Linked DNA regions of Homo sapiens: region 2 is linked to region 1. The links are chromatin loops, found by intact Hi-C in ENCODE. Cell type or tissue: HepG2. All regions are shown on one strand. Links, peaks and the distances in the headings refer to the core of each region. The heading gives the core; the rest is flanking DNA.

Evidence for each region. Peaks named below come from ENCODE experiments on the same cell type or tissue, not always from the same donor. Only the 100,000 strongest peaks of a DNase experiment are listed, where the experiment ranks them.
Region 2: a loop joins it to region 1, with 2.9 times the contacts of the local background. A loop is called at or near these places in 6 of 110 quality-filtered maps.

What each region holds. Positions count from the first base shown.
Region 1 is chr13:81,056,728-81,067,703 of GRCh38, forward strand. No RefSeq gene overlaps it. Among named protein-coding and RNA genes, the nearest start is that of LINC00377, 44 kb to the left of the region's middle. In HepG2, for the core only: a CTCF peak has its summit at 4,689 (motif pointing right); no DNase peak of the experiment used is centred there.
Region 2 is chr13:81,157,298-81,168,273 of GRCh38, forward strand. No RefSeq gene overlaps it. Among named protein-coding and RNA genes, the nearest start is that of LINC00564, 64 kb to the right of the region's middle. In HepG2, for the core only: no CTCF peak of the experiment used is centred there; a DNase peak (open chromatin) is centred at 6,724.

The sequences.
Region 1 (10,976 bases), core at 2,055-7,054:
CAAAAATGAAGACCCAAAGAAACGGAAAACCCCACGCATTTTTATGTTAAGTTTGATGAAGGGTAGACAGTCATGTAGAAGTACGATTGCACAATGGGGATCTGATCTAATGGTCATAAACTAAGTTCTAGGAATTTTGTAAGGCCTGTATATTCAGATTCTTCTTGGCGTCTCTGTGTCTTCTAGGATATGGATGTTACTTTTTCTCCAAGCATAGGGAAAGTGCCTCTGAAATAAAGATTTTATGACTTGCTTCAGGAAAGAAGAGCAAGAGGAAGGTGACGGTGATCTTCCTGAATCTGCTGTTTTCTCAAATGCCCAGGTACCATATTTTGGTGTAACGTCCCCATCACATCATTGTCACCAGTTTTGGGATATTACAAATAAGATTTGTAATGAATATTCATAAGCAGATTTTTTTTTTTTTTTTGAGACGGACTTTCGCTCTTGTTGCCCAGGCTGAAGTGCAATGGCACGATCTCGGCTCACTGCAACCTCTGCCTCCCAGGTTTAATTGATTCTCCTGCCTCTGCCTCCTGAGTAGCTGGGATTAAAGGTATGTGCACACACACCCAGCTAATTTTGTATTTTTAGTGGAGATGGGGTTTCACCATTTGGTCAGGCTGGTCTTGAACTCCTAACTGCAGGTGATCCATCCGCCTGGGCCTACCAAAGTGCTGGGATTACAGCCATGAGCCACTGCGCCTGGCCACATGAGCAGAATTTTGTGTGGAAATAAGTTTTCATTTCTTTGAGATCAGTTATGTATTTGTTCTGTTTCTTTTTCCAACTTTTTAAAAAATTTCAGCTGGAATAACTTTTAACTAATTGTCTTCAAATTCAATGATTCTTTTCTCTGCTGTGTTCAATTTGCTGATAACCCACTGAGGACATTCTCATTTCTTACACATATGTATGCGTGTGTGTATGTTTGTGTGTGTGCGTGCATGCGTTTTCATTAATCTCATTTTTATAGTTTCCATTTCTGTGTATTATAATATTCTATCTCTGGTTATGCATATTTGATACCTTTTCCACTAGATTCTTTATAATGCAAAAGTTATTTATAAATATTTTTTTCCCTAGTAATTCCAACATTTGGGCCCTTTATGTATCTTCTTCTTTTGATATCTATTGAATGTGGATGATTTATATTCATGGTGTGTATGTGTGTATACATTTCTTTATTGGATTACAGACATATTATGTATATAAACAATAAAAATTGAGATAAATAATCTTTGTGCCCAGTAATAGACATGCCTTTTCTTTTTTAAATTGTTAAAGGTTATGTCAAAAAGACTCAGGTGTCATATTGAAGAGGCTGCCACTGGGCAAACATGATACAATTTGAGCTCCAAAAGTGGTAATATGTAAGACTAAATTAAATTCATCAAATATGTTTAAAGTCATAATTTCTTAATAATAATAATTAGACAATTTTAGGAAAATAATAGGGAAGCAAATCATTATCCTTAAAATAAGATATAAAAGGAAAAGATTTATCCTGTCCTTCCAAAGGAGTTATATTACTATGAAACCAAATAGTAGTTGCTATGGTCTGAATACTCATGTCTCCCCAAAATCTCTGTTTTGAAATCCTCACTCCCAAGTTGGATGGTTTCAGGAGGTGGAGCCTTTGGGCAATGATTAAGTAATAGGTTGGGCCCCTCGTGAGTAAGATTCATGCCCTTATAAGAGGTCTGAGAGACATTCCTCATCCCTTCCACCATGTAAGGACACAGAAACAAGGCACTGTCTATGAGCCAGGAATTGGGCTCTGACCAGACACTGAATCTGCCTTGGCCATGGACATTCCAGCTTCCAGAAGTAAGAGAAATAAATTTCTAGTTTGTGGTTATTTGTTATAGTGGCCCAAGTGGACTCAGGCAGTAATTGAACCGTGTTTTTACCTTTAATTTGGCTATTGCCATTTGCTACTCACTAGGCAGCAGCAATTGATTTAGTCATGGAAGGTCAACCACTGATTATACCACAAGACGTGCTTCTTGATAAAACAAGACAATACCTATAGTCTTGCCAAAGGAATTGAAAATGAATCTGAGGAAAACTCTGGGGCCAACTGGCAATTTGCAAAAAGTATAAATGACAGAGGAACATCCTGAAATGAGTATGCAATCAGCAAAATCCAGACTGCAGAAAAACCTAAATGTCAAACATCACATGATTTTCAACAAATAAGTTACAAGGAAATAAAAAGGACAGAAGGGAATCTGTAAATTAGAAAAGACTGAAACATAAAATTAAAATAAAGTTGGCAAGACTAAACTGTTATTTGGGAAGCACACCTGGAGGATAAAACGTTGATAATATGAAAGGAAATGACTAATATAAGAGTCAGGATGCTGGCTAATCTTGAGGGAAAGGGTGGTTTTGAGACTGAATCTGAGCCCATGAGGAGCCTCTACTGTTTGTGGCTTTGTTATATTTCTTGGATTTTGTAGTTTTTACCTTATTAAAATTTATAAGAATTTACTAAGCCATGTGACTGCTGTTTACAGTTTTCTTCCATCTGTATTCTATTTTACATTTAAAGAGGCTTTTTAAAAAGACAGAGAAGATCATTTTACATATTAATCCTTAATAATTCAGAAGGGCACAATGAAACTGCACTGAGATACTAATAGAAAATAAAAACAAACACGTTTTTCTTTTTCTTTTTTTTTGAGACCGAGTCTCACTCTGTCGCCCAGGCTGGAGTGCAGTGGCATGATCTCGGTTCACTGCAACCTCCGCCTCCTGGGTTCAAGCAATTCTCCTGCCTCAGCCTCCTGAGTAGCTGGGATTACAGGTAGGTGCCACCATGCCTGGCTAATTTTTGTATTTTTATAGATAACACGGTTTCACCATGCTGGCCAGGCTGGTCTCAAACTACTGACCTCAGTTGACCCTCCCGCTTCAGCCTCCCAAAGTGGTGTAATTACTGGTGTGAGCCATCGCTCCTGGCCTACATTTTTCTTTATGTGAAAAGAATCAAAGAACATCAATGTACTCTTTCTTGTTAATAGTTTCCAAAAAGTCATTTATTTGATGACTGGGTAGATCCCATTATTTAATTATTTTGAAAAGTACATATTTTATTTTATTCATGAGTCATGGTCATTTTAAGAGTTTGGATTTCACCTGAACAGAATTGTGGTTTATTTTAACATTCAATGAAATAATAGATCAATTCAACAAACTACACATTTCACACTTGCTTTGAGATAAATTGACCTTCACCGAATTAGCTTCTCTTCACAAGGTAACCTATATAAAAAATGCCAATTTGCATGAAGACCTTTTAAAAGACAGCAGGGGTTCAGTACAAGCTACTGAGAGTTTTCTTGTTCTCTAACAGAAATTCACTCAAGAATAATGAAAAGTGACTTTTTCATGCACCTTCCTTTATTTTCGTGCCTGAAATCACAGATTGTACACAAAGGGAATGTGCTAAGCTGAACATAGGCAAGAAACAGCAATGGCAGCAACAACAAAAGTTAGTGATGCATTGAAATCTATATATCGTTATGTAGTCCCTCCCCATATATATATACAGACATAGAAGGGACTACATAACGATATATAGATTGTATATATGTATATATATATATAGAGAGAGAGAGAGAGACAGATTTCTCTCTATTTCTTGATTATATATTATATAATATATAATATGCTATATTATATATTACATAATATGTAACATTCTATTTCTTGATTATATATTACATATATATATAATCAGCAAACTGCTATTCCCAGAAAAATTATTTAAGCAATACCTCTTTCACTTCCTTAAGAAAAAGCAATACTGGATTAGAAATATTTTTTAAAAATTAAACATTCTATGAAAGTGACCTGTGAATGCACAATCAGTGCTTTTTGCTCTTGTTATACATGCAAAGAGGTATGGAGAGTGCCAGTAGGTTTTAATGTATTTACAGCATTGAACATAAAGGTCAATCATCTAAAAAGAAAAAGGCATCAGCAGTTAGAAACTGCATTCCAATGCATAGATTTGCAGCCAAAGAATTTTATTATTAATGAGACACAAAGAGAGCAAATAATTTTCAGATGCAATTTATGAAGATTAGATATCATCTGTATAACAGAAAGAAGCAAAGATCAATATATTCACATTTTACTTGTTTTGCTGCTAAGCATGTCTGTCGATTTATTTTTGTAAATATTGTCTTTTTATTGTTATTACTTCTATGATCTACATTAACAAGGTTAGTAAAAAATCTTCCTGTCGATGGCGACTTTACTATAATATATATATATATGTAATTTTTTTTGAGACGCAGTCTTACTCTGCTGCCAGGCTGGAGTGCAATGGCACAATCTCGGCTCACTGCAACCTCCACCTGCCGGGTTCAAGCAATTCTTCTGCCTCAGCCTCCCGAGTAGCTGGGACTACAGGCACGTGCCACCATGCCCGGCTAATTTTTCATATTTTTAGTAGAGAGGGGGTTTCACCTTGCTGGCCATGCTGGTCTCAAACTCCTGACCTCGTGATCTGCCTGCCTTGGCCTCCCAAAGTGCTGGGATTACAGGCATGAGCCACCGCGCCCGGCCCTTTACACTATTTACTTACCATAATTTTTACATTCTAAGTATGAAGAATTCATTCTAGTTGAATTTTTCCCCCACTGGGTGTTAGATTCTTAGTTTTCCTCTAGATGGCGGAGTAGTATTCTAAATGTAAAAGATGTCCTTTGTGATAAACATTTTAAACATTTATGTTGTATTTGCCAGCCTGGTTGAAAAATATTTTTCCCCTTTTCTGCAGTTAAAACAGAGTACATTCATGTGGTATATTTTGAAATTGGCATATACAATGAAATAAGGAACAAGTAAGTGCAATATTTTTAAAGTTAATTAAGTGATAGCATATGGAAAAGTGTAGTAATGTTTGATATATTTACATTCACCAAATAACCTATAAACAGTCCAAGAGGCTTTAACATACCATATCTTACCCTCAAGAGTATTGCTTGGCATTCTGTTTTGCAGCTTTTAGTATTTGTCGCAGAGTTCCTGATGAAAGAACGCTAAGAAAAACCCCTTGTGGTAGTTTAGTGCAACTTGCGACAAGAGAATTTCCCATCAAACTTTCAGGACAAATATGTTGAAGAGCAGTTCTCAGTCTAAAATGGAGTTTCAGCAACACTGTTGTGAGCTCTTCCAAATGTCCTGTATTCCCTTTCTCCACATGTTCTCAAGCAATAAATTGAAGCAGCTTACAAACTATCTATTTCCTCTGCAAACACACAGGGTGGTTGCGATTCTGAATTAAGAGACTTACAAACTGAGGAAGCCTTTCAGTCTTTCCCCATTTCTAGCCTCATTGCCATAAGAGTATTTGTATGGCATTTACAGCTTCCAAGCAGCCATTTTTGGTATTTCGCTGATGGCATCATATGTGAATTTGATTTTTATGTGGAACATCTATATCTTCCCTGGTTTCCTATATAGAGCCCAAAATATAGAAGCACAAAGTATGACAGATAAACAACAGATTTAGTAAATAAGACAGTGGTATTAAACTTAATAAGAAGAGATAATGTCAAAGCTATCCTAGTATGATAAACGTATGAGATCTATAAAGAATAACGTCAACAAAACTTACTAAGAAGGGAACTATTGTTAATCTTTTCCTCCTGAGTCAAATATATCATTTCAGGTTTTCAGTACCTGGGACATGCAAGTAAAACAAGGGCAATAATTATTAATTGGGAGGGAGATAAGCAAGTATTTCTCACTAGAATCAAGTTAATTGTTGGAAAGCAGGCATTCCAGAGACAATTGCTTAAAATGCAATACTTTTGGCCTGGAATGTTGTACTCCCGTATGTCAGAGAGAAGACATTACTCAACTCTTCTTAACTTAATTCAATGAAAATATAATTTTATATAAATGTGAACTATTCTTCCTCTTTTGTGGAAATATAAAGGTAGGATTGCAATCCTACTTTATTCTTATCTTTATTCCAATGTTCTTATTGCTTAAGAAAGACTGGGACTTATTAAATGGAAAATGAAGAACATTTTGAAAAAATAGTATACAATGTGCTAATTTATCTAGTCAAATTATAAAAATAAAATTGTACGGTAAAGATACCATTTCAACAAATAAGATAAGAAGGCTTTTGCTTTAAATATTCAGATATCTAAGATTTAGCATTTGATTCTGATTATATTAAGAAAAATTCTTGTATTAGTCTGTTCTCATGCTGCTAATTACCACAGACTGGGTAATTATAAAGGGAAGAGGTTTAATGGACTCACAGTTCCACATGGCTGGGGAGGATATATTTATTTTGTTGCCATTATGTATTTAATTTTCAATTATTTATCCAAATCACATGCAATATTGTACAACCAATATTTTAGGCCTCACAATCATGGCGGATGGCAAAGGAGGAGCAAAGGCATATCTTACATGGCAGCAGACAAGAGAACATGTGCAGGGGAACTGCCCTTTATAAAACCATCAGATCCCAGGAGACTTATTCACTATCATGGGAACAGCATGGGAAAGACCCGCCCCCAAGATTCAATTACCTCCCACCGGGTCCCTCCCACAACACATGAGGATTATGTGAGCTACAATTAAAGATGAGATTTGGATAGAGACACAGCCAAATCATATTAATTCTCTATTCTCATCTTCATTTTACATATGCGTTGGGAATAGGCCCCCAAACTCTGGCCATAAGGGGCCCCAAAACTGGCCATAAACAAAATCTCTGCAGCACTGTGACATATTGGTGGCCATGATGCCCACACTGGAAGGTTGTGGGTTTACTGGAATGAGGGCAAGGAACACCCAGCCCACCCAGGGCAGAAAACTGCTTAAAGGCATTCTTAAACCACAAACAATAGCATGAGTGATCTGTGCCTTAAGGACATACTCCTGCTGTAGATAACTAGCCCAACCCATCCCTTTATTTCGGCCCATCCCTTTATTTCCCATAAAGAATACTTTTAGTTCAGCTATAATCTATAGAAACAATGCTTATCACTGGCTTGCTGTCAATAAATATGTGGGTAAATGTCTGTTCGAGGCTGTCAGCTCTGAAGGCTGTGAGACCCCTGATTTCCCACTCCACACCTCTATATATCTGTGTGTGTCTTGTAATTCCTCTAGTGCCACTGGGTTAGGGTCTCCCCTACCAATCTGGTCTCCACACATATGTAAGCATGAAAGTGATATATTTATTTTGTTTCCATTATGTATTTATTTTTCAATTATTTATCCAAATCACATGCAATATTATACAACCTATATTTCCTATATTTTAGGCTATGCTTTTAAAATGTATAAGTGTGTATTAACTATATAAGAATTTTCTTTTTAATTTTATTATTATTATACTTTAGGTTTTAGGGTACATGTGCACATTGTACAGGTTAGTTACATATGTATACATGTGCCAGGCTGGCGTGCTGCACCCATTAACTCGTCATTTAGCATTAGGTGTATCTCCTAATGCTATCCCTCCCCCCTCCCCCCACCCCACAACAGTCCCCAGAGTGTGATGTTCTCCTTCCTGTGTCCATGTGTTCTCATTGTTCAATTCCCACCTATGAGTGAGAACATGCGGTGTTTGGTTTTTTGTCCTTGCGATAGTTTACTGAGAATGATGATTTCCAATTTCATCCATGTCCCTACAAAGGACATAAACTCATCCTTTTTTATGGCTGCATAGTATTCCATGGTGTATATGTGCCACATTTTCTTAATCCAGTCTATCATTGTTGGACATTTGGCTTGGTTCCAAGTCTTTGCTATTGTCAATAGTGCCGCAATAAACATACATGTGCATGTGTCTTTATAGCAGCATGATTTATAGTCCTTTGGGTATATACCCAGTAATGGGATGGCTGGGTCAAATGGTATTTCTAGTTCTAGATGCCTGAGGAATCGCCACACTGACTTCCACAATGGTTGAACTAGTTTACAGTCCCTCCAACAGTGTAAAAGTGTTCCTATTTCTCCACATCCTCTCCAGCACCTGTTGTTTCCTGACTTGTTAATGATTGCCATTCTAACTGGTGTGAGATGGTATCTCATTGTGGTTTTGATTTACATTTCTCTGATGGCCAGTGATGGTGAGCATTTTTTCATGTGTCTGTTGGCTGCATAAACGTTTTCTTTTGAGAAGTGTCTGTTCATGTCCTTCACCCACTTTTTGATGGAGTTGTTTGTTTTTTTCTTGTAAATTTGTTTGAGTTCATTGTAGATTCTGGATATTAGCCCTTTGTCAGATGAGTCAGTTGTGAAAATTTTCTCCCATTTTGTAGGTTGCCTGTTCACTCTGATGGTAGTTTCTTTTGCTGTGCAGAAGCTCTTTAGTTTAATTAGATCCCATTTGTTAATTTTGGCTGTTGTTCCCATTGCTTTTGGTGTTTTAGACATGAAGTCCTTGCCCATGCCTATGTCCTGAATGGTGATACCTAGGTTTTCTTCTAGGGTTTTTATGGTTTTAGGTCTAACATTTAAGTCTTTAATCCATCTTGAATTAATTTTTGTATAAGGTGTAAGGAAGGGATCCAGTTTCAGCTTTCTACACATGACTAGCCAGTTTTCCCAGCACCATTTATTAAATAGGGAATCCTTTCCCCATTGCTTGTTTTTCTCAGGTTTGTCAAAGATCAGATAGTTGTAGATATGCGACCTTATTTCTGAGGGCTCTGTTCTGTTCCATTGATCTATATCTCTGTTTTGGTACCAGTACCATACTGTTTTGGTTACTGTAGCCTTGTAGTATAGTTTGAAGTCAGGTAGCGTGATGCCTCCAGCTTTGTTCTTTTGGCTTAGCATTGACTTGGCGATGCGGGCTGTTTTTTGGTTCCATATGAACTTTAAAGTAGTTTTTTCCAATTCTGTGAAGAAAGTCATTGGTAGCTTGATGGGGGTGGCATTGAATCTATAAATTACCTTGGGCCATATGGCCATTTTCACGATATTGATTCTTCCTACCCATGAACATGGAATGTTCTTCCATTTCTTTGTATCCTCTTTTATTTCATTGAGCAGTCATTTGTAGTTCTCCTTGAAGAGGTCCTTCACATCCCTTGTAAGTTGGATTCCTAGGTATTTTATTCTCTTTGAAGCAATTGTGAATGGGAGTTCACTCATGATTTGGTTCTCGGTTTGTCTGTTATTGGTGTATAAGAATACTTGTGATTTTTGTACATTGATTTTGTATCCTGAGACTTTGCTGAAGTTGCTTATCAGCTTAAGGAGATTTTGGGCTGAGACAACGGGGTTTTCTAGATATACAATCATGTCATCTGCAAACAGGGACAATTTGACTTCCTCTTTTCCTAATTGAATACCCTTTATTTCCTTCTCCTGCCTAATTGCCCTGGCCAGAACTTCCAACACTATGTTGAATAGGAGTGGTGGGAGAGGGCATCCCTGTCTTGTGCCCGTTTTCAAAGGGAATGCTTCCAGTTTTTGCCCATTCAGGATGATATTGGCTGTGGGTTTGTCATAGATAGCTCTTATTATTTTGAGATACGTCCCATCAATACCTAATTTATTGAGAGTTTTTAGCATGAAGTGTTGTTGAATTTTGTCAAAGGCCTTTTCTGCATCTATTGAGATAATCATGTGGTTTTTGTCTTTGGTTCTGTTTATATGCTAGATTACATTTATTGATTTGCGTATATTGAACCAGCCTTGCATCCCAGGGATGAAGCCCACTTGATCATGGTGGATAAGCTTTTTGATGTGCTGCTGGATTCAGTTTGCCAGTATTTTATTGAGGATTTTTGCATCAATGTTCATCAAGGATATTGGTCTAAAATTCTCTTTTTTGGTTGTATCTCTGCCCGGCTTTGGTATCAGGATGATGCTGGCCTTAAAATGAGTTAGGGAGGATTCCCTCTTTTTCTATTGATTGGAATAGTTTCAGAAGGAATGGTACCATTTCCTCCTTGTACCTCTGGTAGAATTCGGCTGTGAGTCCATCTGGTCCTGGACTCTTTTTGGTTGGTAAGCTATTGATTATTGCCACAATTTCAGAGCCTATTATTGGTCTATTCAGAGATTCAACTTCTTCCTGGTTTAGTCTTGGGAGGGTGTATGTGTTGAGGAATTTATCCATTTCTTCTATATTTTCTAGTTTATTTGCATAGAGGTGTCTGTAGTATTCTCTGATGGTAGTTTGTATTTCTGTGGGATCAGTGGTGATATCCCCTTTATCATTTTTTATTGTGTCTATTTGATTCTTCTTTATTTTCTTCTTTATTAGTCTTGCTAGCAGTCTATCAATTTTGTTGATCTTTTCAAAAACCAGCTCCTGGATTCATTGATTTTTTGAAGGGTTTTTTGTGTCTCTATTTCCTTCAGTTCTGCTCTGATTTTAGTTATTTTTTGCCTTCTGCTAGCTTTTGAATGTGTTTGCTCTTGCTTTTGTAGTTCCTTTAATTGTGATGTTAGGGTGTCAATTTTGGATCTTTCCTGCTTTCTCTTGTGGGCATTTAGTGCTATAAATTTCCCTCTACACACTGCTTTGAATGTGTCCCAGAGATTCTGGTATGTTGTGTCTTTGTTCTCGTTGGTTTCAAAGAACATCTTTATTTCTGCCTTCATTTCGTTATGTACCCAGTAGTCATTCAGGAGCAGGTTGTTCAGTTTCCATGTAGTTGAGCGGTTTTGAGTGAGTTTCTTAATCCTGCGTTCTAGTTTGATTGCACTGTGGTCTGAGAGACAGTTTGTTATAATTTCTGTTCTTTTACATTTGCTAAGGAGAGCTTTACTTCCAACTATGTGGTCAATTTTGGAATAGGTGGGTTCTGGTGCTGAAAAAAATGTATATTCTGTTGATTTGGGGTGGAGAGTTCTGTAGATGTCTATTAGGTCCGCTTGGTGCAGAGCTGAGTTCAATTCCTGGGTATCCTTGTTAACTTTCTGTCTCGTTGATCTGTCTAATGTTGACAGTGGGGTGTTAAATTCTC
Region 2 (10,976 bases), core at 4,035-9,034, 100 kb after region 1:
GAGCATTTAAACATGTATGCAAACATAAAAATACATATACATAAAATACATACATACATATACATAATATACATAAAAATGCATATAAACATGTAGATAATGTATGTGTCTATATACACTCATACATACATATATACACAAATAAGTACATGCACATACATGCGTATATTATTATTTTATATAATAATGTGTGTATTATTTATATACATTTATGTGCATTACTTATTTTATATGCATTTATATATACATGTACATATATATGTATACTCACATTTATCCAAAGAAGAATGAGAACATTTAAAATTTATATAAAGTAAAAGGCAAAACAGTACAGAAACCATAAAAAAAGAGATAATGGGAAAAAACTTTCAAGTATTTGTATTGATTTGAGTAGACCATAAAATTCATCTAAATATATTTTGTTTTATTATTTTTGGAGTTATGGAAATAAGTTAATATTTGAACTTCTTTGAAGTCATTCCTTATAAAAACAATTCAGAAGTTACTATCACTGGCAACACTGAGATTATCTTGGTAACTGATCATTAGGTAAGTGTCAGTAATAATTCTAAGTAAATATCTTGGTCTCTTAGGGCAGAATTTCTTTCTGTTCTTATATTCTTTTGTTTTTTGCACCTAGCACTGATACTGGGATAGGCTGGGAGTAGGGGTGGGGGCAGATTACTAAACATCCAGAAGCTGGATGGCAGAAGCCTTGCTTTAAAAACTTGTCTTATGAAATACACAGGCAGAAAGCAAATAAAGCATGGCATTACAAAAAATAATGAATCAGGGAGTTTCAACAAATTGGTCAGCAATTGTTAACAAACTTGGTTTGTGTTTTTATAATTAAAAAACGTTCTTTACCAAATGTTGAATTCAGTCATTTTCTTAGAACCTCTTTATATGATCACTTTCATTGTTGTAAAAATGTTAAAAAAAGACGGAAGGTAAATCTGTCATTTGTCTCCTTTATAAATTTCCCATTAAATATGGTCTTTTGTTTATCAAATTTTTCTAATCTCATCCCTGAAATTTGTTTGGTGCAAACTCCAATTTTTCCTATTATATTTATACACTCCAAACACTTGCCTATTAGTCATCATGGTTCATTGCTTTTACTTTGCATGCAGAGAATTATATTTAAAATCATTTTGACTGATGATATACAATCAATTCTCTGAAGAATAAACCACGATATTGAGTTCATACTCGTCAAGTATAAATAACATGTCGTTTTGATTAATGCTTTTTCTATAATTATTTCCTAATTAACTTGCTATATAAATGATGTTAGTTTTGCAAATCATATGAAACATTTTATAATAAATGTGTACTCCCAGATGAGTTTATTCAATTGAAACATTTCCCTAAAAGGTCAACCTATTGGAATTATATTGTTCCTATAGATTAATATCAGCTTTTAAAAGCAATTACCATTAAAATATAATTGTAAGATCTAACTATGGATCTAACTTTGCCACTTATATTACTTTAAAAAACAATGTTCTACTTCTGTTTAAATAAATTATAATTTAATACAACAAAATAGATAGTAATTATAATAAATTCATATAAAATTACACGAGTTTTGGTTAAAAACCATAATACAGTTTAAGATATTTAAGTTGCTTATGATAATTACTCTATTATGCAAGAGGTTATAATTATAAAAGCTCAGAAGTAGAAATTTATATATTATGAGTAATATACCATGTGTACATATATATGCAATACTCATTTAATATATAACTTGAAGTGTCTACTATATTCCACGAACTACTTTAATTAGTGAGAATATATCTGTAAACAAATCAGACAAAACCAATTGCCTTCTTTAAATTCTAATGAAGCATTTTTCTGATTATAAACTAAATTTCCCAATGCAAATAGAAAATGAACAAATTTATAATATATATAATTTCAGTTTAACATTGATAGATACAGAACATAATGCAACATTATGTAAATAGATTCTATGCGGCAGTATCTACGCTGCTTTATCTCAAATAAATATAGCTTTTCAGAGAACATAATATGATATTTATACATATATCTGTGATATTGTTTGGATCTATGTCCCTACTCAAATTTCATGTCAGAATGTAATCCTTAGTGTTGGAGGTGAGTCCTGGTGGGAGGTGATTAAATCATGAGGGCAAATTACCCCTTTGGTGATATTCTCATGATAGAGTTTCTCATGATACCTGGTTGTTTAAAAGTGTGTGGCACTTCCCTCCTCTCTCCCTTCCCTGCCTGCTTTCACTTCTCCTTCCACCATGATTGTGAATTTCCTGAGGCCTCCCCAGAAGCAGAAGCCGCTATGATTCCTACACAGTCTTCAGAACCTTGAGCCAATTAAACCTCTTTTTTAAATAAATTACCCAGTGTGAGGTATTTCTTTACAGCAGTGTGAGAACAGACTAATATAACCTGCTAATACTTTGCATATATAACTGTGAAAAAGGGACAACTCAGGATATAAACCTTGAAAAGAGTCATAAACAATATTGAAGAGAAAAGTAGTTTCATAGCTCACAGAAGACAGGGATATGACTAGGTCCAAAATCCTAATGAAAATATAGAGTCATGCGCTGAGAATGACATTTAGATCAACAGTGAACTGCATATAGGCTGGTGATCCCATAAGAGAATATAATATTTATTTTTACTGTATCTTTTCTATGTTTAGATATACAAATCCTTACCATTGTGATACAATTGTGTATGGTATTCAGTATAGAAACATGCTTTACAGGTTTGTAGCCCAGGAGCAATAGGCTCTACCATATAGCCTGGGAGTGGAGTAGGCAATACCATCTAGGTTTCTGTAAGTACACTCTATGATGTCCACACAACAACAAAATAACCTAATGACTTATTTCTCAGAGTATTTCCCTGTCATTAGGTGACACACGATTGTACTAGAAATCATTGGCTAAATTGTGCAGTGAAATTCATGATTTTGAAATATAATTGAATATCTGCTGTATTCGTTCCTTAATGATGTTATAACATTCTACTACAGACATGGTGGCTTAAAACAACACAAATTTATTCTCAAGTAGCTCCGGCAGTCAGAATCTAAAATGGATCCACAAGGCTATGTTCCTTTTGGAGACACCAGGCAGGAATCCACTTCCATGAGTTTTAATCTTTCAATGTCTCCGTGCATTTCTAGGCTGGTAGCCCCTACCTCCACCATTAAAATGAACCAACTTAACATCTGTTCCTGACCTCATAACAAAGAAGTTCTGAGGACTATATGCTTTGTTGATTAATTCTACCAAGCAATTTACAAAGGCACACATACCGATCATTCTTAAACTATTCCAAAAACATAAGAGAACATTTTCAAGCTCATTCCCTCAGTTTAGCATTACTCTGTTAAGAAACCCAGACATAATACTATAGTACTGTAAAACAAAATTACACACCAGTTTTCCTTATGAATATAGAAACAAAAATTCTTTACCATTTAATCCAGCAATCCCATTACTTGATATATACCCAAAGGAAAATACATCATTCAACAAAAAAGATGAATGCGCTCATATATTAATTGCAGTCCTATTCACAATAATAAAGACATGGGATTAACCTAGGTGCCCATCAATGGTGGATTGAATAAAGAAAATGTGATATAGATACCCTATGGGACACTATGCAGCCATTAAAAAAGAATGAAATCATGTACTTTGTGGCAATGTGGATGCAGCTGGGGGCCATTATCCTAAGTGAATTAACACAGGAACAGAAAACCAAATACCACATGTTCTCACACAAGTGGGAGCTAAACTTTGAGTACACAAGGACATAGAGATTGTAATAATAGAAACTTAGGGCTACTAGAAAGGGAAAGGAAAGAGGTGGGGAGTGGGCTGAAAAACTACCTATTGGGTACTATGCTCACTACCTGGGTGATGGGATTATCCATATCCCAAACCCCAGCATCACACAATATACCCATGTAACAAACCTGCACATATACCCTCTGAATCTAAACAAAAGTTGAATCTTTTAAAATCCTCAGTAAAACACTAGGAAACAAATCCAGCAGCATATTTTAAAAGATTATACACCATGAACAAATAGTATTTATCCCAGGAATGCAAGAGAGATTCAACATGTAAAAAGCAATCATGGCTGGGTGCAGTGCCTCATGCCTGCAATCCCAGCATTTTGAAAGGCTGAAGTGGGCAGATTACTTAAGCTCAGGAGTTCGAGATCAGCTTGGGCAACATGGTGAAACCCTGTAATTATAAAATATCCAAAAAATTACCCAGGTATGGTGGTGCATGTCTATGTTCCCAGTTACTCAGAAGGCATAGGTTGGGGGATTGCTTGAGCCCAGGATTTCGAGGCTGCAGTGAGAGATTGCACCACTGCACTCCAGCCTGGGTGCCAGAGGGAGCTCTATCTCAGAAAAAAAAAAAGGCATTCAAATTGAAAAATAAAAAGTAAAACTGTATTAATAATAACATGACTTTATACACAGAAAATCCTAAAGAATTCATAAGAAGCTATGGGCACTAATACATTCAGCAAAGTTACAGAATACAAGTACAACACCAGAAATGAGGTTTATTTCTATATACCAGCAATGAACAAGCAAAAAAGGCATTAGGGAAATAATTTCATTTACAACTGCATCCAAAAGAATAAAATAGGAATAAATGCTAAAAGCCATCAGACTTAGACACTGAAAACTACAAAACACTGGTTAAAGAAATTTTAAAATAGCCAAATAAGTGGGAAGACATTCTATGTTCATGTTTTAGAATACTTTATATTTTTAATATGACAATATTCCCTCAAATGATCAACAGATGGAATACAAGTCCTATTTAAATTTCAATGTCAATTTGCAGAAATGGAAAAGCTAATTCTTAAATTTATAGGGACTCTGAACCGTCAAAATGATCTCCAAAAAGAATAGAGTTGAAGGACTCACACTTCTCAATTTCAAAACCTACATAAAGCCACATTAATCAAAATGAGGTGGTACTGGCATAAGGATAGACATACAGATCAATGTAACACAATTCAGAGTTCAGAAATAAATACATCTATTATTTTGTTTTTAGAAGTATTATTATTATAAATACATCTATGGTCAATTGATTTTCAATAAGATGCTGTGAGTACTCACCAAGGAAAGAATAGACTAACAAGTGGTGCAGGGAAAACTGGATATCTACAGGCAAAAAAAATGAAAGTTGGACCCTTATTTCACACCACATACAAAAATTAATTCAAAAAGGATAGACAAACTAAATAGAAGAGCTAAAACAACACAACTTTTAGAGAAAAGATAAGAGTGGATCTTCTTGATCTTGAATTTGGTAATGATTTCTTAAATGTGATAACAAACCCACACACAACAAAAGAGAGAAAATTGGACTTCATCAAAACTTTAAAAAATTGTGCATTGAAGGACACATGAAGAGAATGAAAAGGCTGGGCACAGTAGCTCACACTTGTAATTAGCATTTTGTGAGGCTGAGGTGGGAGGATCACTTAAGCCCAGGAATTGGAGACCAGCCTGGGGAACATAGCAAGACCCCGTTTCCACCAAAAACCAAAAAAAAAAAAAAAAAAAAAGAAAAGAAAATTAGCCAGGTGCGGGGATTCATGACTGTAGTCCCAGCTACCTGGGAAGCTGAGGCAGGAGGATTGCTTAAGCACAGGAGTTGAAGGCTTCAGTGAGCCATGATTGCATCACTGCACTCCAATCTGTGTGACAGAGCAAGACCCTGTCACCAAAAAAAAAAAAAAAAAAAAAAAGAGAGAAAAGAGAATGAAAAGACCACTGTACAAAATAGAAAAAAATTTGCATATCATGCATCTAATACAAGTTTTGTAACCAGAGTATATAAATATTCATATAACTCAAAACAAATAATCTAATAAAAATGAGCAAATCTTGAATAGTCATTTCTCCAAAGAACATACACAAATGGCCAACAGAGGATTCTCAATGTCATTATTAGGGAAACACAAATCAAAACCACAGAAATATACCACTGTATATGCAGTAAAATGGCTGTAACAAACAAAAAATGAAAAATAACAAGTGTTGGCAAAGACGTGGAAAAATTGAAACCCTCATACATTGTTTTTGGGACTATACAATGGTGAAGCTACTGTGAAAAAGAGTTCACTGGCTCCACAATAAGTTAAACGTAGAATTACCATGAACCAGCAACTCCACTTCTAAATATATATCCTCCAAATTGAAAATAGGGATTCAAACATAAACGCCTTAACAAATGTTCATAGCAGTGCTATCATCATAGCTAAAAGGTGAAAACACCCTGAATGTTGATCAGTTGGTAAATGGATAAAGAAATGATGCCATATCTATACAATGGAATATTATTTTTCCACAAAGAGAATAAAGTACTAATACAAGTTACAACGTGGGTGAACCTTGAGAACATTATCGTAAGTGAAAAAAGCCAGACACAAAAGACCACATACTGTACAGTTTCTTTTATGTCAAATATCCAGAATTAGCAAATCCATAGGGACTGCAAGCAGATAAACATTTGCCTGGGAGTGAGTGATGTTTGCCAAGATGAGATGTGGATGGGGACACAGCCAAACCCTATCATTCTACCCCGGCCTCTCTCAAACCTCATGTCCTCACATTTCAAAACCAATCATACCTTCCCAACAGTCCCCCAGAGTCTTAACTCATTTCATCATTAACTCAAAAGTCCAAAGTCCAAAGTCTCATCTGAGACAAGGCAAGTCCCTTGTGCCTATGAGCTGGTAAAATCAACAGCAAGTTAGTTACTTCCTAGATACAATGAGGGTACAGGCATTGGGTAAATACAGCCATTCCAAAAGGGAGAAATTGGCCAAAACTAAAGGACTACAAGCCCCATGGAAGTCTGAAATCCAGCAGGGCAGTCAAATCTTAAATCTCCAAAATGATCTCCTTTGACTCTATGTCTCACATCAAGGTCCACTGATGCAAGAAGTGGGTTCCTATGGTCTTAGGCAGCTCCCTCCCTGTGGCATTGCAGGGTACAGCCTCCCTCTCAGCTGTTTTCACAGGCTGGCGTTCAGTGTCTGCGACTTTTCCAGGTGAATGGTACCAGCTGTCAGTAGATCTACCATTCTGGGGTCTGGAGGAGGGTGGCCCTCTTCTCACAGCTCCACTAGGTGGTGCCCCAGTAGGAACTCTGTGTGGGGGCAACGATCCCACATTTCCCTTCTGCACGGTCCTAGCAGGGGTTTTCAATGAGGGCCTCACCCCTGCAGCAAATTTCTGCCTGAGCATCCAGGCAGTTCCATACATCTTCTGAAATCTAGGCAGAAGTTCCCAAACCCCAATTATTGACTTCTGTGCACTCCCAGGCTCAACACTACATGGAAGCTGTCAAGGCTTGTGGCTTGCACCCTCTGAAGCCACAGCCAAAGCTCTATGTTGGCCTCTTTCAACCATGGCTAGAGCAGCTGGGATGCAGGTCACCCTGTCCCTAGGCTGCACACAGCTAAGGGACCCTGGGCCTGGCCCATGAAACCATGTTTTCCTCCTAGGCCTCTGGGCCTGTGATGGGAGGAGATGCCTTGAAGACCTCTGACATGTCCTGGAGATATTTTCCTCATTGTCTTGGTGATTAACAGTGGGCTCCTCGTTACTTATGAAAAGTTCTGCAGCTGGCTTGAATTTCTATTCAGAAAATGGGATTTTCTTTTCTATTAAATTGTCAGGCTGCAAATTTTCCGGGCTTTTATGCTCTCTTTCCCTTACAAAACTAAATGCCTTTAACAGCACGCAAGTCACCTCTTGAATGCTTTGCTGCTTTGAAATTTCCTCTTCCAGATATCCCAAATAATCTCTCTCAAGTTCAAAGTTCCACAGATCTCCAGGGAAGGGGCAAAATGCCTCCAGTCTCTTTGCTAAAACCTAACAGGAGTCTCCTTCGCTCCAGTTCCCAACAAGTTCCTCATCTCCATCTGAGACCACCTCAGCCTGGACGTCATTGTTCATGTCACCATCAGTATTTTGGGCAAAGTCATTCAACAAGTCTCTAGGAAATTCCAGACTTTCCCACATGTTCCTGTCTTCTTCTGAGCCCTCCAATTTGTTCCAACCTCTGCCTGTTATCCAGTTCCAAAGTTGCTTCCACATTTTTGGGTATCTTTTCAGTAACGCCCTACTATACTGGTACCAATTTACTGTATTAGTCCATTTTCACACTGCTGATAAAGACATACCCAAGACTGGGGAAAAAGGTGGTTTAATGGACTTACAGTTCCACATGGCTGGGTAAGCCTCACAATCATGGTAGAAGACAAGGAGGAGCAAGTCACATCTTACATGGATGGAGACAGGCAAAGACAGAGATTGTGCAGGGGAACTCCCCCTTATAAAATTATCAGATCTCATGAGGCTTATTCACTATCAGGAGAACAGCAGGGGAAAGGCCTGCCCCATGATTCAATTACCTCCTACTGGGTCCCTCCCTAAACACAAGGGAATTCAATATGAGATTTGGGTTGGGATGCAGCCAAACCATATCAAAAGTTTCTTGAATTAGATGGTAATGATGGTTACATAACTGAATTTTACACTCTGAGGTGGTTAAAATGGTAATTTATTTTACATGTTTTAGACAATTAAAAAAATAACTATGCATACTGAATATCAACATGCGGGAAACTCAGTCACAGATTAATTCAAGGAAAATTAACCTTCTCCAAGTATTAAGTGGCATATTTGTTTATTAAACGTATGATTTTATTTTCTCTTTCTTAAATAAAAAAACTTGTTTACAGAAGCAGGAACTGACTAGTGGGCTACTGCTATGCTCACTAGTGAGCATGCTTTATTTGCCAAAAGGCTCTTCTTTTTTTGCTCTGTTTCATGTTAATGAAATTCCACTTATAGTTATTTTACATGCTCATCTCTTTGATTAGGAAAAATGCCTTTTGAATGGAGTCACTTATTATCAGCCCATCTCTCCTTTGGATGAAAAGTTTAAAAATGAGCATTTTTAAATATAACTAAAGCATTATTTTAAGAATATTGCCCTATCATTAAAAGTAATTGAATATAATATTTTCACCTATAATTTTATCCCTGCCTCATTTTTTTACCCTACTTACGTCAAGTCCCTGATTTCATCATGCTTTTAATTAAAATATGTCTGGATTTTGTTTCTCTCTCATTAATTGATCTGCCTTAACCCTAAGGTAGACTCTTATCTCACACCAGGATGATTGCGTTAGTTTCTTGTTCTCTCTGATTTTAAGGCCTTTACATTTCAACCCGTTTGATATGTTTCTGCCAGATTATGCTTCCTAAAATATAGCTTTTACATATTTCTTATGCTTTAAATTCTGCTGTGATCCTCCATGCCCTCATAATCAAGTCTAATTTCAATTGTGTGTTATCTCATGTATTTTAGCAAATTACTGTTCTTACCTATATCTTTTTACACTTTTTCATTATTTGTTGTCATTTCACAATGACTAATTTAAACATAAGACTATTGTATTAGTTCATTTTCACACTGTTATAAAGATATACCATAACTGAAACTGGGTTATTTATAAAGAAAAGAGGTTTAATTGACTAACAGTTCTGCATGGCTAAGGAAGCTTCAGGAAACTTACAATCACAGCAAAAAGGGAAGAGGCACGTCTTACATGGTGGCAGGCGACAGAGAAAGTGAGCAAGAACAGGGAAAACTGCCTTCTAAGACCATCAGATCTCATGAGAACTCACTCACTATCACGAGAACAGCATGGGGAAAGCTGCTCCCATGATTTCATCACCTCCCACCTTGTCCTGCCCTCAACAGGTAGAGATTATGGGGATTACAACTGGAGATGAGATTTGGGTGGAGACACAGAGCCATACTACATTGACTATGCATAGCAAGACATGCACTATATGTAAAGAATCTGGTTTGTCTCTTGAGACAGAAGAAATATAATTGAATTTTAATTTTAGGATTTATTTCTTGAAATACTGAGAAAGTCACAAATTATTGAAATTAGTTTCCATATCTATACAATGAAAATTTGAAATGTCTCCTTTCTATCTCCTATAGTTTTTGTGAAGTCACAATGAGGTACTACATGTTAAACACGTTGAAAATAAGAGTTGATACTAGTTTGCATACAGTGCCATCATACCTTACTCATGACAGAACAGCAAATGTAGTACTTTCTACCAAATGTTTTTAAGATAGGTATAGCTCTGTCCTTTGTCATTCTTCTTTCTCATTATGCTGTGTAACTTTATCGAAGAGAGGAATGAGTGTAAAAAATTGGCTTCGTGTGAATACTCCTCAGGTCAGTGGAGAAGAAGCGTTATTTTTATTCCCGATTATTAACTACAACCGCAGTCTGGCCTTCATAAAGCCAGCACAAAAGATGACTAATTTCAGAAAAACAGCTACTCCTAAAATAAAATTGTGCTGTAAATACGTTTATTATTTTCTCCTTAGATAAGCAGAGTGTTGTCTCTAAAATATAAAATACAGCATTAGGAATACTGATCTTCTTGGTTGGCAATTTTTAACAATAATATCTCAATGTTGAAAATTTCCCATACTAGTTAACTAATTTATTTATAGAGCACAGCAATATCTCTAACTCTGAAAAAAATTATCTTACAATTGCTTATTCCAAAATTCTACCTCCAAGAAGCTATTATGTTGAGCCAGTAACTGGTTAGTTTAATGTGGTCATATTTTTGTTTTAAATTTGATTTTTTCCCCTTTCACTGAATAAGAGCTATGCTGAGAATGATAGCCTTACTTCTTTTTTTCTTTCTTTCTTTTTCTTTCTTTCTTTCTTTCTTTCTTTCTTTCTTTCTTTCTTTCTTTCTTTCTCTCTTTCTTTCTCTCTTTCTTTCTCTTTCTTTCTTTTCTTTCTCTCTTTCTTTCTCTTTCTTTCTTTCTTTCTTTCTTTCTTTTTTTCTTTCTTTCTTTCTTTCTTTCTTTCTTTCT